Linked DNA regions of Homo sapiens: region 2 is linked to region 1. Evidence: chromatin contacts called from ENCODE Hi-C or POLR2A ChIA-PET data. All regions are on one chromosome and are shown on one strand. The core of a region is the stretch at or near the end of the contact, and the rest is flanking DNA. Distances in the headings are between cores, read along the strand shown.

Region 1 (5,794 bases), core at 831-3,330:
TTTAATTTACATTTTCTTTTTTTCTTTTTCTTTTTTTCTTTTTTTTGAGACAGAGTCTCGCTCTGTCACCCAGGCTGGAGTGCAATGGCGCGATCTCGGCTCACTGCAACCTCTGCCTCCCAGGTTCAAGCAAGCGATTCTCCTGCCTCAGCCTCCTGAGTAGCTGGGATTACATGCGTGCACCACCACGCCCAGCTAATTTTTGTCTTTTTAGTAGAGATGGGGTTTCACCATGTTGGCCAGGCTAGTCTCGAACTCCTGACCTCAAGTGATCCACCCGCCTCGGCCTCCCAAAGTGTTGGGATTACAGGCGTGAGCCAGGGCGCCTGGCCACATTATCTACATTTCAAGTGCTCAACAGCCACAGGTGGCTGCTGGTGGCTACTGTATCAGACAGGACCAACTCAGGACATTGCTATCGTCACAGAAAATTATATTGGAGAGCCATGCTTTAGAGTTTAGAGGAACTATTCCTTGTCACCCATTCTTAACATCTTCAAAGCTTCCACAGAGTCCAGAGAACTTAGTTCTTTTTAGAGTGCCTCGGAAGCCACCCTCTGGGAAGGAGGTGAGATGCAGGGATGTCTGATGCCTGGTTACTCCAGACTGTGAGAAACAGCCCAGTCTCCAGTTCTCCTGATCTGGCCTCTTGGGTCACAGCCAGATGTGTGTGTACGGGAACCTACTTGCGCAGTTCTGGGCTGCTTTGGTGCTCTCGCTTCTCCCAGGGACCCCAGCTCTGGTTGCTGAAGGAGAAAACTCTCTGTCAGTGACGAGGAACCCCTGAGTCCTGGGCTTGCCAAATTGATCTCTACAGTTGGGGAGTCTCTTCTTTTACAGGCCTCTAATTTTCCTAGATGTCCTCCTTAATTATCTTATCCATGGACTTAGGCCTATCCCGTCCTGGAGACAGACCAAGGGCAGAAGGAATGTAAGAAGTCGTGGCCCAGGCCGGGTGCAGTGGCGCGTGCCTATAATCCCAACACTTTGGGAGGCCGAGGTGGGAGGATCACCTGAGGTCAGGAGTTCAAGACCAGCCTGGCCAACATGGTGAAACCCTGTCTCTACTAAAAATACAAAAAATTAGCCAGGTATGGTGGCAGGCGCCGTAATCCCAGCTTCTCGGGAGGCTGAGGCAGGAGAACTGCTTGAACCCGGGAGGTGGAGGTTGCAGTGAGCGGAGATTGCGCCACAGCACTCCAGTCTGGGCAACAGTGCGAGACTCAGTCTCAAAAACAAAACAAAACAAAACAAAAATTTGAGATCCCAAAGTGTTTTCCCTGCCACGACTCAGGTAGCAGTGAGCTGAGGTGGGCATCACTAACATGTATGTCTCTCCTATGAGTCAAACGTCCATTTCTGGGTCACCATCTGTGTGCTCCTGCCTAACACTACCACTTTTGGGATTCCAAGATGCACCCCCCCCACCCCACCCAGGCAGGGGTCCCTATCTCTCCCCAGGCCCTAGGGTGGAGTTTCGCTCTTATCACCCAGGCTGGAGTGCAATGGCACAATCTCAGCTCACTGCACCCTTTCCCTCCTAGGTTCAAGTGATTCTCCTGCCTCAGCCTCCTAAGTAGCTGGGATTACAGGCGTCTGCCACCACGCCCGGCTAATTTTTGTATTTTTAGTAGAGACAGGGTTTCGCAATGTTGGCCAGGCTGGCCTTGAACTCCTGACCTCAGGTGATTCACCCGCCTCAGTCTCCCAAAGTGCTGGGGTTACAGGCGGGAGCCACCGCGCCCGGCCCATCCCTCATTATTTTTTGCGACTCAGAGCCATCCTATTACCCCTCTCAAACCCCAAGGAATGTTTGAGTGGGGTTGATATGGGTGTGAAAAGACACAGAATAATCTGTCTCCAGAGGAACTACAACTTCCATCAGGCACTACTTCAGCGGAACAGGAAAGGATGTGGGGGCGTGGCTACCACGCCCTAGTAGAGCGGGAAACTACAACTCCCAGGATAACGCGGGATTTCAGCAGGGCCAAAAGAGTGATTGAGCTCTGACTGGCGACCCGACCCGGCGGAAACCACCTCGACAGCCTCCAGAAAGGGGCGTGGCTGAAAATGTAGGGGCGTGGCCACGTGGGCATCAGGAAGAAGTAACCTGTTGAATCTATTTCTGCTCCCCACCCTTACTGCTTCCCATAAGGGGGAAGCCGCAGACTAATAAGCCTCTTCCAAAAAAGAGGTAAAGGGAGGTAGACAAGGGGCGGCAGCGGAGGCTGGCTACTGCATTCCGTAGGAGGAGCCAACAGTTACTTTTTACCTGCTGAGTCCGGTGAACCAGTTCATGGGGGCGGGGACCTGCCTATGAGAAAAGGGCCAGGATAGAAGAGGTATTTATTTGTTCATTTTGAGGACTAAATTTAGAACCCATCATCTACAGACCCATTTGTAGGTTGTGTCTGGGGCACTCGCTCGGCCTCAGGAAGAGGGAAGAACGGGGACGACTTTGTGGCAGCAAAGCCACCTCCCTTCCGTGTTTTCCGCAGCCCAAAGCGATAGAACCGCATGGCTTCCGCAGTCTGGGGGAGTGCCCCCTGGTGGGGCCCGCCGCCCCCGGCCCCAGCTCGGCCGCTCACGGACATCGACTTCTGCTCCGGGGCGCAGCTGCAGGAATTGACCCAGCTGATCCAGGAGCTGGGTGTGCAGGAGAGCTGGAGTGACGGGCCCAAGCCGGGAGCCGATCTCCTCCGGGCCAAGGACTTTGTCTTCTCTTTGCTTGGTAAGTAACCCTACTTGCCTTTGGGAACTCACAGCTCTCAGCCTCACCACGCCCCCGCCCCCGCCCCGGCTTTGGGCGACGCCCTCACGATCCGTTCCCTTTTTTTAGGTCTAGTTCACCGCCGGGACCCTCGCTTTCCTCCCCAGGCAGAGCTCTTGCTGCTTCGTGGTGGGATTCGCGAGGGCTCCCTGGATCTGGGGCATGCACCCCTGGGTCCCTACGCCCGGGGACCTCACTACGATGCCGGCTTCACACTCCTAGTGCCCATGTTTTCACTGGACGGCACTGAACTGCAACTGGACCTGGAATCCTGTTACGCACAGGTCTGCCTCCCAGAGATGGTGTGCGGAACCCCCATCCGGGAGATGTGGCAGGATTGCTTAGGACCCCCAGTCCCAGGAGCACGTGATTCGATCCACCGAACGGAGAGCGAAGAAAGTTCCAAGGACTGGCAAAGCTCTGTAGACCAGCCGCACAGCTACGTCACTGAGCACGAGGCGCCGGTGTCTTTGGAAAAATCGCCTAGTGACGTTTCAGCGTCCGAGTCGCCTCAGCATGACGTCGTCGACCTTGGCTCTACCGCACCTTTGAAAACAATGAGTAGTGACGTCACCAAGGCAGCCGTCGAAAGCCCAGTCCCAAAGCCGTCGGAGGCTCGGGAAGCGTGGCCCACATTATGTTCCGCCCAGGTGGCTGCCTGGTTCTTTGCTACGCTGGCGGCGGTCGCCGAGTCTCTGATCCCTGTCCCGGGTGCTCCGCGTCTGGTGCACGCAGCTCGCCACGCGGGTTTCACCACCGTCCTCCTGGCTACCCCTGAGCCCCCTCGCCGCCTCCTGCTCTTCGACCTGATCCCAGTGGTGTCCGTGGCGGGCTGGCCCGAGGGGGCTCGGAGCCACTCGTGGGCCGGTCCGCTGGCCTCTGAGTCGGCTTCCTTCTACCTGGTGCCCGGTGGCGGCACCGAGCGGCCGTGCGCCTCCGCCTGGCAGCTCTGTTTTGCCCGCCAGGAGCTGGCGCTCAAAGCGCGCATACCAGCGCCGCTGCTGCAGGCGCACGCGGCGGCCCAGGCGCTACTGCGCCCGCTGGTGGCCGGGACCCGGGCGGCGGCGCCCTACCTCCTGCGGACGCTGCTGTACTGGGCGTGCGAGCGGCTGCCTGCGCTCTACCTGGCGCGGCCAGAAAATGCGGGCGCCTGCTGCCTCGGGCTGCTAGACGAGCTCGGCCGAGTGCTCGAGGCCGGGACGTTGCCTCACTATTTTCTGAACGGCCGACAGCTCCGTACGGGGGACGACTCCGCTGCGCTGCTCGGAGAATTGGCCCGGCTCCGCGGGGACCCGGCCCGGGCCCTCCGTGCCGCGGTGGAGGAGGCCAAAGTGGCCCGCAAGGGGGGCGGTTTGGCGGGCGTGGGGGGCGGGGCCCATTAAAGACGCTGTTCCTACCAGTGGAAAGTGCCTCTGTGGGCGAGCGGGACGTGGGGGGCCCTGCTCGCCCCTCGCCAGGGGGACTGACTGTGTGCCCTGGGCCTGAAGCCCCCCTTCTGGAAGACCTCCCTGTTGGTTCCTCCTCTACGCCCACCCGCCTGCCCCCGCACAAGTTGCCCCATTCCAGCCTCGCTATTCTCCACATCTGTGGCCAGCACTCCGCCCAGGGGCAGCTTCCAGAAACCGTCTGTCCCCAGTTCTTTTGGTCATTTCTCTTAAGGGCCAATAGAAATGGGAGAAACATATTTGCTGACCAAACGCGAAAAGGAGTTATGGAGACCAGGGTCTGATCAATTTGGCTCACACAACGGCAGAGATATGAAGGAGGCCGGATTTCGCCCAAGGCTGGATCTCACCACCCCCCATCCTCCATCTCTCCAGTTCTTCCCCCACTTTACTCGTGCGGTTCTTTCTTCACTAACATCCCGGCCAGTAGGGTCTCTCTCCCTTCTCCCAGCGTCCGCCATTCCATCTCCCTTAGGCCCAACCTCTCCTTCCTACCCAGGGGTGCGTTCAGGAGGCCTTCCTGTCCCTCCTCCTCTGAAGGCTGAGACGTGCGGCCTTGCCTCGGCTTTGCCTGCTTGTAAGACACAGTCCGCACTCTCTACCTCCAAGGAACCCCGGGGTTCCTCCTGCCCGGCTTCACCCTCCTATTTCCCAGCGTCTCCGCCCCCTGCCCCGCCCCCGGGCCGGCTCTCCGAGGAGGGGGAACTGCTGTCGCCGCCGCCGCCGCCGCCTCAGCTTCCCACAGCCGCTGCCGCTGCCGCCGCTCTGCCTGGTCCAGCCACCGGCCCAGTGCTCTGACTTCGCCGGACCGGGGAGCTCTGCAGAGACACCCTCACTCCTTCCCGAGGGTCCGGGACGCCTAGCCGGGCGTGGGGGGAAGCTCCGTTTGCGGGGGACAGGGAGGGAGGAGCCTGGAGCCGAAGCCAGCGCCACCCGTCGCCGGATCAACAGGACAGGACAGGTTGAGGGGCGTCGGGAAAAGGAAGAGGGGGTGCTATAGGCAATCCCGGGGAGGACGAGGAAGCCCTGTAGCAGGAAGCTGTGATCCGCTCTGACTTGTAGGGGGCCTGTTCACATCTGGGGACTGGTGACAACGTGGGTGCACTCCTCTCTTGGGGGGCTGGTTAGATTGGAGGGCGTGGGATCTAAACAGCACCAGCTGTCCCCAAGAAAATTTAAGGGGCAGCCAGGGGAGAAAAAAACAAAAACAAAAACAAACACGGATGCTCCTCATTTTGAGGTGGCGGAAGGCCCTCCAGTCAACTACCTGGTGTATCCACTAGGAAGGGTGGATTTGGAGGTGACTTCAAAAGGAGCGGAGGGTGTGAAGGTGAAGAAAGGGTCTTGGCCGCTAGAATTCTATGCTACTAGACATGGGGGGGACTTGGTGAAAAAGGTATTATCCAGCCAGAGGGTCTGGGAGCCCTGTCTTACTGAACCTGGGCAACCTGGATATTCTGAGACATATTTTGGGGGGATTTCAGTGAAAAAAGTGGGGGATCCCCTCCATTTAGAGTGTAGCAAAGGAAAAAACACCAAGGTTGGGTTCCTTCCTGACATTGGCAGTGCCCCAGTAGGG
Region 2 (5,794 bases), core at 1,838-4,337, 280 kb after region 1:
CTGTCTGGCATAGGCTCAGAGTTGGGTGGGGGAAGGAAAAGGGACACAGAATGAATGGGAATGACAACTGGGCAGCCAGAGAGCTACTTGAAAGGTAGCAGGGAAAGTGGAGTTCTGAAGGGAGTTCTGAGGGGACCAGGCCCCAGGTACCCCAATTCCCACAGGGAATCGAAGTGTTCAGTTTTCTGGTTCTCCCTCTTCCTCCAGTTGCCATCAGAAACTCAGGCACCGCAACCCCAGTGGCTGGCGGGGTGATGTCGGGGGGAGACTGAGCTGCTTCAGGGGGTAGCAGCTGGTGAGTTGGGAGGAATCTGTGTGCTCAGCAAACAGCAGCCTCAGTGCCCGGTGGCTGCCTCCTCCCTCATCAATCAGCCCCAGCCAAATGTCCTTGCATTCCCACCACCCCAAGGGGACTGGGGCTGGGCCAGGGTCCCCAGGGGAGATGGGGATGGGTGGGGGGAGGTGAAGGGGGGTGCTTGGCTTCCTTTCCCTTGGCCTCTGTTCTCTTCTGTCCTGGAAGCTCTCAGTTCTTCATGTCATGGAATGACTATCCTGGCCCCTACCATCGTGGGGGCATCAGCTACAAATCACCTGTGGGGGGCTGCTGGGGGAGAAGGATGAGTCAGGCTGTAGAGTAATCTACTCTGGTTCTCACGGGACCAGCCCAGGGCACAGCCGGCAGGGAGGCTGCTGGCATAGAGGCCCTGTCTCCCCTGGCCTCTGTCTCTGATGAATGATCCGGACAGCAGGCCGAGACCCTGACCCCTGGAATGGACCTCTCTTTCCACCTTCTCCTAGCCCCCAGTCCTCATCCCCTGCTTCCAGCCAAGATCCAGAGGTCTGGCCCCCAGCTCACCCCAAATCTGCTGTTCCCCACTAGGGACTGGGGTCTCTAGACCTTAGCCTCTGGCTCCCTTTCCCCCTCCTCAGCCTTTGCTCCCCTCCGGGACCCAGGCGTCCTGCCCACTCCCTTCACCATAACAACCATTCTTTTGGAGTTGCTTAAGACTTTAATATCATTTCATTAAGTCAGCAAGTTCAGAGAAGGTTGGGGGCACAAAGAGACTGGGGGTGGGCAAAAGAGGGCCAAAGTAGGGGGGAGGCAAGGAAAGATCCCCCACCCCCCTCTCCGTGGAGATGGCTCTGAGAAATCAAATATTGACAATGAGGGAACAGAACTTATTAAATCTGGGACAGGGATGTGTGTGGGGAGCTGTGGGAATGGCCGGATGCCTGGGTTCGGAGGGTAATGAAGGTTCTGGGAGGAGGAAAAGGGCCGTGGCTGGGAGGTGCAGCAAGGCTGAGGCTCGAGGTCACAACTCTTCTGCCCTTTCCTTTGGGATGTACACGGTCTTGCAACCCTGGCTGTTTCTCTAGCCCCGAAGAGCCCCTGGGGAAAAGACCCCCATCATAGCTAGCTGTGGTTGCCCCGCCTTCGTCCCTTCCCCCTACCTCCACCTCTGTTGATGAGCTTCAGCAGCGTTTAATCGGATTGAGCAGTAATTAGCAAAGCGAGATGTTTGATTACCTATTTAGCATAATGTGGGGGGCTGGGATCCGTAGGCACAGCCACAGTTGGGGAGGGGGGTTTAAGAAAAGAAATGGGGTCTGTGCAAAGTTCCTTTCCCCGAGGGACCCATGAACCTTGCCCCTGAGGCTCCCCACCCCACGCCTCCAGCAAATTTTCACTCCTTTGGGACTTTTCCCTAGGGGTTCTGGCCAACCACATCACCTCTGTCTGCCACCCATGGCCTATCTGGCTAGAGGAACACCTCCACGTTCCATCTTAGCTGTGCTAGCTGTGCAGCTGGTTTTGGGGTGGGCGGTACTCCTCTCCTTCCATTCCTGCTGTCAGCAACAGGAGTCTGGCTGGGCAGGAGGAATTATTGGGGGTCGGGGGGAGGGAAAGGGTTGACACTTCTGGGAATAAAGATACGGTAGGTGGGAGGGTGAGGTCAGCGCTGGGATAGGGTGTGGTTAATCCACTTGCTCTTCAGGAGTACCAGGGACTGCCACTCCTGGTAGTGCCAGGCTGGCATAATGAGATCTGTTAGGTGTGAACGCCAAACAGAAAATGGGGGAACTGAGGTGCCAGCTTCTCTTCTCCTCATCCAGCAAAGAAAATGTCATAAATTTCGCTCCTCATGGAAATGTAATCAGTGGGCTCGCTGCTGGCTTTGTCTTAATTAGGCACTATTGATGGAAACAGGGAGGGCGCCTTCCCATCCCCCCACTCGGCTTCCTCCCTGTATTTCCCAGGTCTCCCCAAAGCTCCTCCCGGCACCAGGTACAGCGGTCTTCCAGGCGCCTTCTAGCAGCCCCGGCCCGCAGCGCCCCCTGGCACCCTCGGAGATGTACCCCGGCCCTCATAGCCCTCCCCTCTCGCCTCCTCTCTCACGACGCAGCCTTTGTTCCTATGGAGAGCGAAGCCCCTCCCAGGCCCGGTCACCTTCCCCAGGGAGTCCCCGCCTCTCATCCCCCCCAAAAACCAGCGATGCCTTCGAAAGCCAATCCTCAGATTCCCAAAACTCCAGTTCCCGTCTTCCCTCCCTTTCCCCGCCCCGCGCCGCCCCCCCGCAATCCTAGACCCCAATCCGAACTAAGAAGGGGGAAGGAGCAGGAGGGCAAGGGTGCTCCAGGCCCGGTTTTTCCCCCGGATCCAGCTGCACCCACGGCTGCCTGGAAATCCTGGAACGCCTTCTACATCGCGAATATCCCTCGCCGGCCTGGCGCCCGGCGCCATCTGCTGGACCCGTTCCGGCTGGGGCGCACAGACCTGGGCGCGGGGTCGGGCGATTGGGTTCTCCCTGCCTTTTCAATGTCCTGCGGGGCGGTGGCTCACTGTCTCTCGCCCCAGCCCTTCCAGCTGGGTCCTGACACCAGGCCCCCCGCACCCTTCGGCTCGCCAGATGTGGCTACTTTCCTTTAGTCCCGGAGCCTTCAAGCCCTGGGTCCCTGAGGGGTAGACCTGGGCGGGGTGGGGCCGCGAAGCAGGGATCCAGGGCGCCTGCGCGGAGGAGGCGGGCTCCGAGGGGCCGCACACCGGCCACTCGCCCCTCCCTGCCCGGGGTTGCCATGGGGACGCGTGCAGACGCCGGCCCGAGAGGGCTGCGAGGGGCAACTTCTTAGAGTGGCCCATCGGTCGGTCTAGGGAGGGGAGGGTCAGCGTGGCAAGGTGTGTGTCGGGGGCAGAGGGAAGGAGGGAAGGAGTGCTGGGGAGAAGGGGCAGTAGTGTCGGGGTAGGAAGGGACAGTTGTTGGGGAGAAGAGGCAGTTGTGGAGGGAGAGGGAGCAAGGAATATTTGTGTGGGGGAGGGGGAGGAGAAGGGGCAGTTGTGACAGCTGGGGGGGAAGAGCCATTCTGAGGGGAAATTTGCCTGCTGGTAACCAGTTTAAGGATACCAGCTGCTGGTATAAATACTGCTGGATAAATACTGCTGGATTTATACTGCAGGATAAATACTGCTGGCCCCTGCGGTATTTCCTAGTACTAGAGTGAGCCCCGACTTAGCAGAGCAGTTCCTCCTGGGGCCTGCGGTGTGGGATCGCGTGGTGAACCCCACGGTGCATGCGCCTCAGGCTCTAGTTTGAGGCAGGAAAGCGCAGCTTGATGCTTCTCTGGAGACTGATGGAGGAAGCCTCCTTGCTGTAGTTGGTTTTATTGATTTGCTGGCCTAACAGAACGTTTTTCCTTGGAGCAAAGTACAAATCCTTCAAGTTTGAAATTCATAACCTGAGATCAATGCCTGTGGCAGCCTGTGGGGATGAGGAAGGAGAGCCACAGGTGCCGTTAGGCTGCAGCCTAATGAAAAGAGAGTGCCCAGCGCCTCAGACTTTGCGCCTGGGATTCTGAGCACCTGTCCGAGATCCCCGCTTCCTGCCATCCTACCTTTCTGAGAGAGGCACCACTGTGACCTTCCTCGTGCCCCAATTGCTTTTTCCTCATGACACAATTTGAAATTTATGATTGGATGACTTTTGTCCTTCTTTCTTCCAATCTGTTCTCAGGGCATTTTGAGTCAAATAAATGATCCTGACTGATCTTAACCATTAGCACAGAGTTCCTCAGCCAACTCTGCTAAGAGACCTCAGTACACACAAAACAGTGTTCCTGCCCCTCAGGACTTCAAAGCGATAGACCCAGGTGGCAAATACTGTTTTTCTCTGTTTACAGATGTTGCAGATTTTAGTGGGATTGGGAGGAGCATATTTCCATTTAACTTGGGAGGAAAAGAGGTACATAGGAAAATCATCTTGGTTTGCTTGAATGATTGAACAGTGACAAAGGATGGGGGATGTGCACCCCTTCCTTGATCCTCTCTCACTCACTCATGGTCCTGGAGGGTAGAGTGGATGAGGGTTTGGGCAACCACACTTCAGCTTGATAGATCTTTTCCTGATTATCTTATGTTCTCATACCCCGGGGCAGAGATAGAGGTTCTAAATCCTCATTAGTGGGGTGTCTGGCCATCTTTTTTTTTTTTTTTTTTGAGATAGAGTCTCACTCTGTCAGCCAGGCTGGAGTATAGTAGCATGATCTTGGCTCACTGCAGCCTCTACCTCTCGGGTTCAAGAGATTCTCCTGCCTCAGCCTCCCGAGTAGCTGGAATTACAGGCACGCACCACCACTCCTGGCTAATTTTTTGTATTTTTAGTAGAGACGGGGTTTTGCCATGTTGGCCAGGCTGGTCTCGAACTCCTGACCTCAGGTGATCCACCCGGCTCGGCCTCCCAAAATGCTGGGATTACAAGCATGAGCCACCGCACCCAGCCTGGCCATCATCTTTAACTCCCATTTGTTCCTAGTGCCTTGAGGGACTGACTTTGATTTTTAGCCCAGTGCCCCGAAGACAGTAGGATATCCTAGGGAAAAACAGCAAGGCCTCCCAGGCCCCTGTGGAGTACAGAGCCCTTGTGGTTAATGGAGCAGGGTGTGGGTACCACCAGAAAAGATGATCATATTGAGTTTCAGTCAATTTATGAATTCAAAAGGGACTGCTTGTATCAGGGGGCTGGTTCAGGGGTGGTATCTGCTTGTAGACTCTCCACTCCTGTATACCTGTAGGTTTTGCCTGCACGATGTCCAGCAAAGCTGAGAAGAAGCAGCGATTGAGTGGCCGAGGAAGCTCCCAGGCAAGCTGGTCAGGGCGGGCCACTCGGGCTGCTGTGGCCACACAGGAGCAGGGGAATGCCCCGGCTGTCAGTGAGCCAGAGCTGCAGGCTGAGCTCCCCAAGGAGGAGCCTGGTGGGTACTTGCTGGGGCAGAGGATGCTTAGCAATGGAGGGTGGGGAAAGTCAGAGGGGCTTGGAGGCATTTTAGGGCTGGGGAGCAGGCGCTGTTGCTTCTGGGCAGGAAACGGGCTAAGTGACGCCCCCAGCCATGGAGGTTCAGCAGCCCTGCCACTGAGTCCTTTTTTTGTATGTCTTCCTCCTGGCCAGCCTCATCCTTGTTCTTTCTGTCTTAAAATTTCCCACAATATACCAGGAGTTCACCAACCAGTCCTTTCTCTAGCCTCTTCCTCCTTATTTCAAGTGTTCCTGGTTGCTCCTACCCCACTGAAGAGGGTTTGATCTCTTCCTTTTTCCCATTTTCACCCTGGGTGGCAAAACAAATAATGTTTTTCTCCCATTAAGCCCATCACCATGGAGACTCAGCCTGTTTTGCCACCCTTTGAATCCAAAGCCCGGCTGATGCTTTCTACCATCTGTTGAGGGCTGTTCTATCTCCGCCCTCATTTTGGCAGGGACTTGGTAGACTGCGGAGGTTCAGGTTCAGGATGACAGGAAAGAAGTCT

The links. A loop is a pair of places that touch in the nucleus more often than their neighbours do. ChIA-PET counts read pairs that join two places held with the same protein, here RNA polymerase II (POLR2A). Pooled maps may share reads with other maps.
Region 2: a loop to region 1 is called in a pooled map, with 2.4 times the contacts of the local background. The contact joins the promoter of DNAH2 here to the promoter of TMEM102 in region 1. A Hi-C loop is called at or near these places in 1 of 50 pooled maps. POLR2A ChIA-PET finds 5 or more read pairs at or near these places in 3 of 52 experiments (PC-9, WTC11 and activated CD4-positive, alpha-beta T cell).

Annotation. Positions count from the first base shown.
Region 1 is chr17:7,433,355-7,439,148 of GRCh38, forward strand. It overlaps TMEM102 (transmembrane protein 102), which reads left to right and starts at 2,081. Exons shown (of 3, transcript NM_178518.3): 1 at 2,081-2,342; 2 at 2,499-2,731; 3 at 2,840-4,325. The coding sequence starts at 2,518. The coding sequence ends at 4,152. It also overlaps a transcript of FGF11 not described here. RefSeq lists enhancers at 1,765-1,934, 2,986-3,895, 4,692-4,791, 4,806-5,714 and silencers at 3,631-3,910, 4,882-4,981.
Region 2 is chr17:7,714,657-7,720,450 of GRCh38, forward strand. DNAH2 (dynein axonemal heavy chain 2) reads left to right here and starts at 3,088. Exons shown (of 86, transcript NM_020877.5): 1 at 3,088-4,143; 2 at 5,065-5,244. The coding sequence starts at 5,079.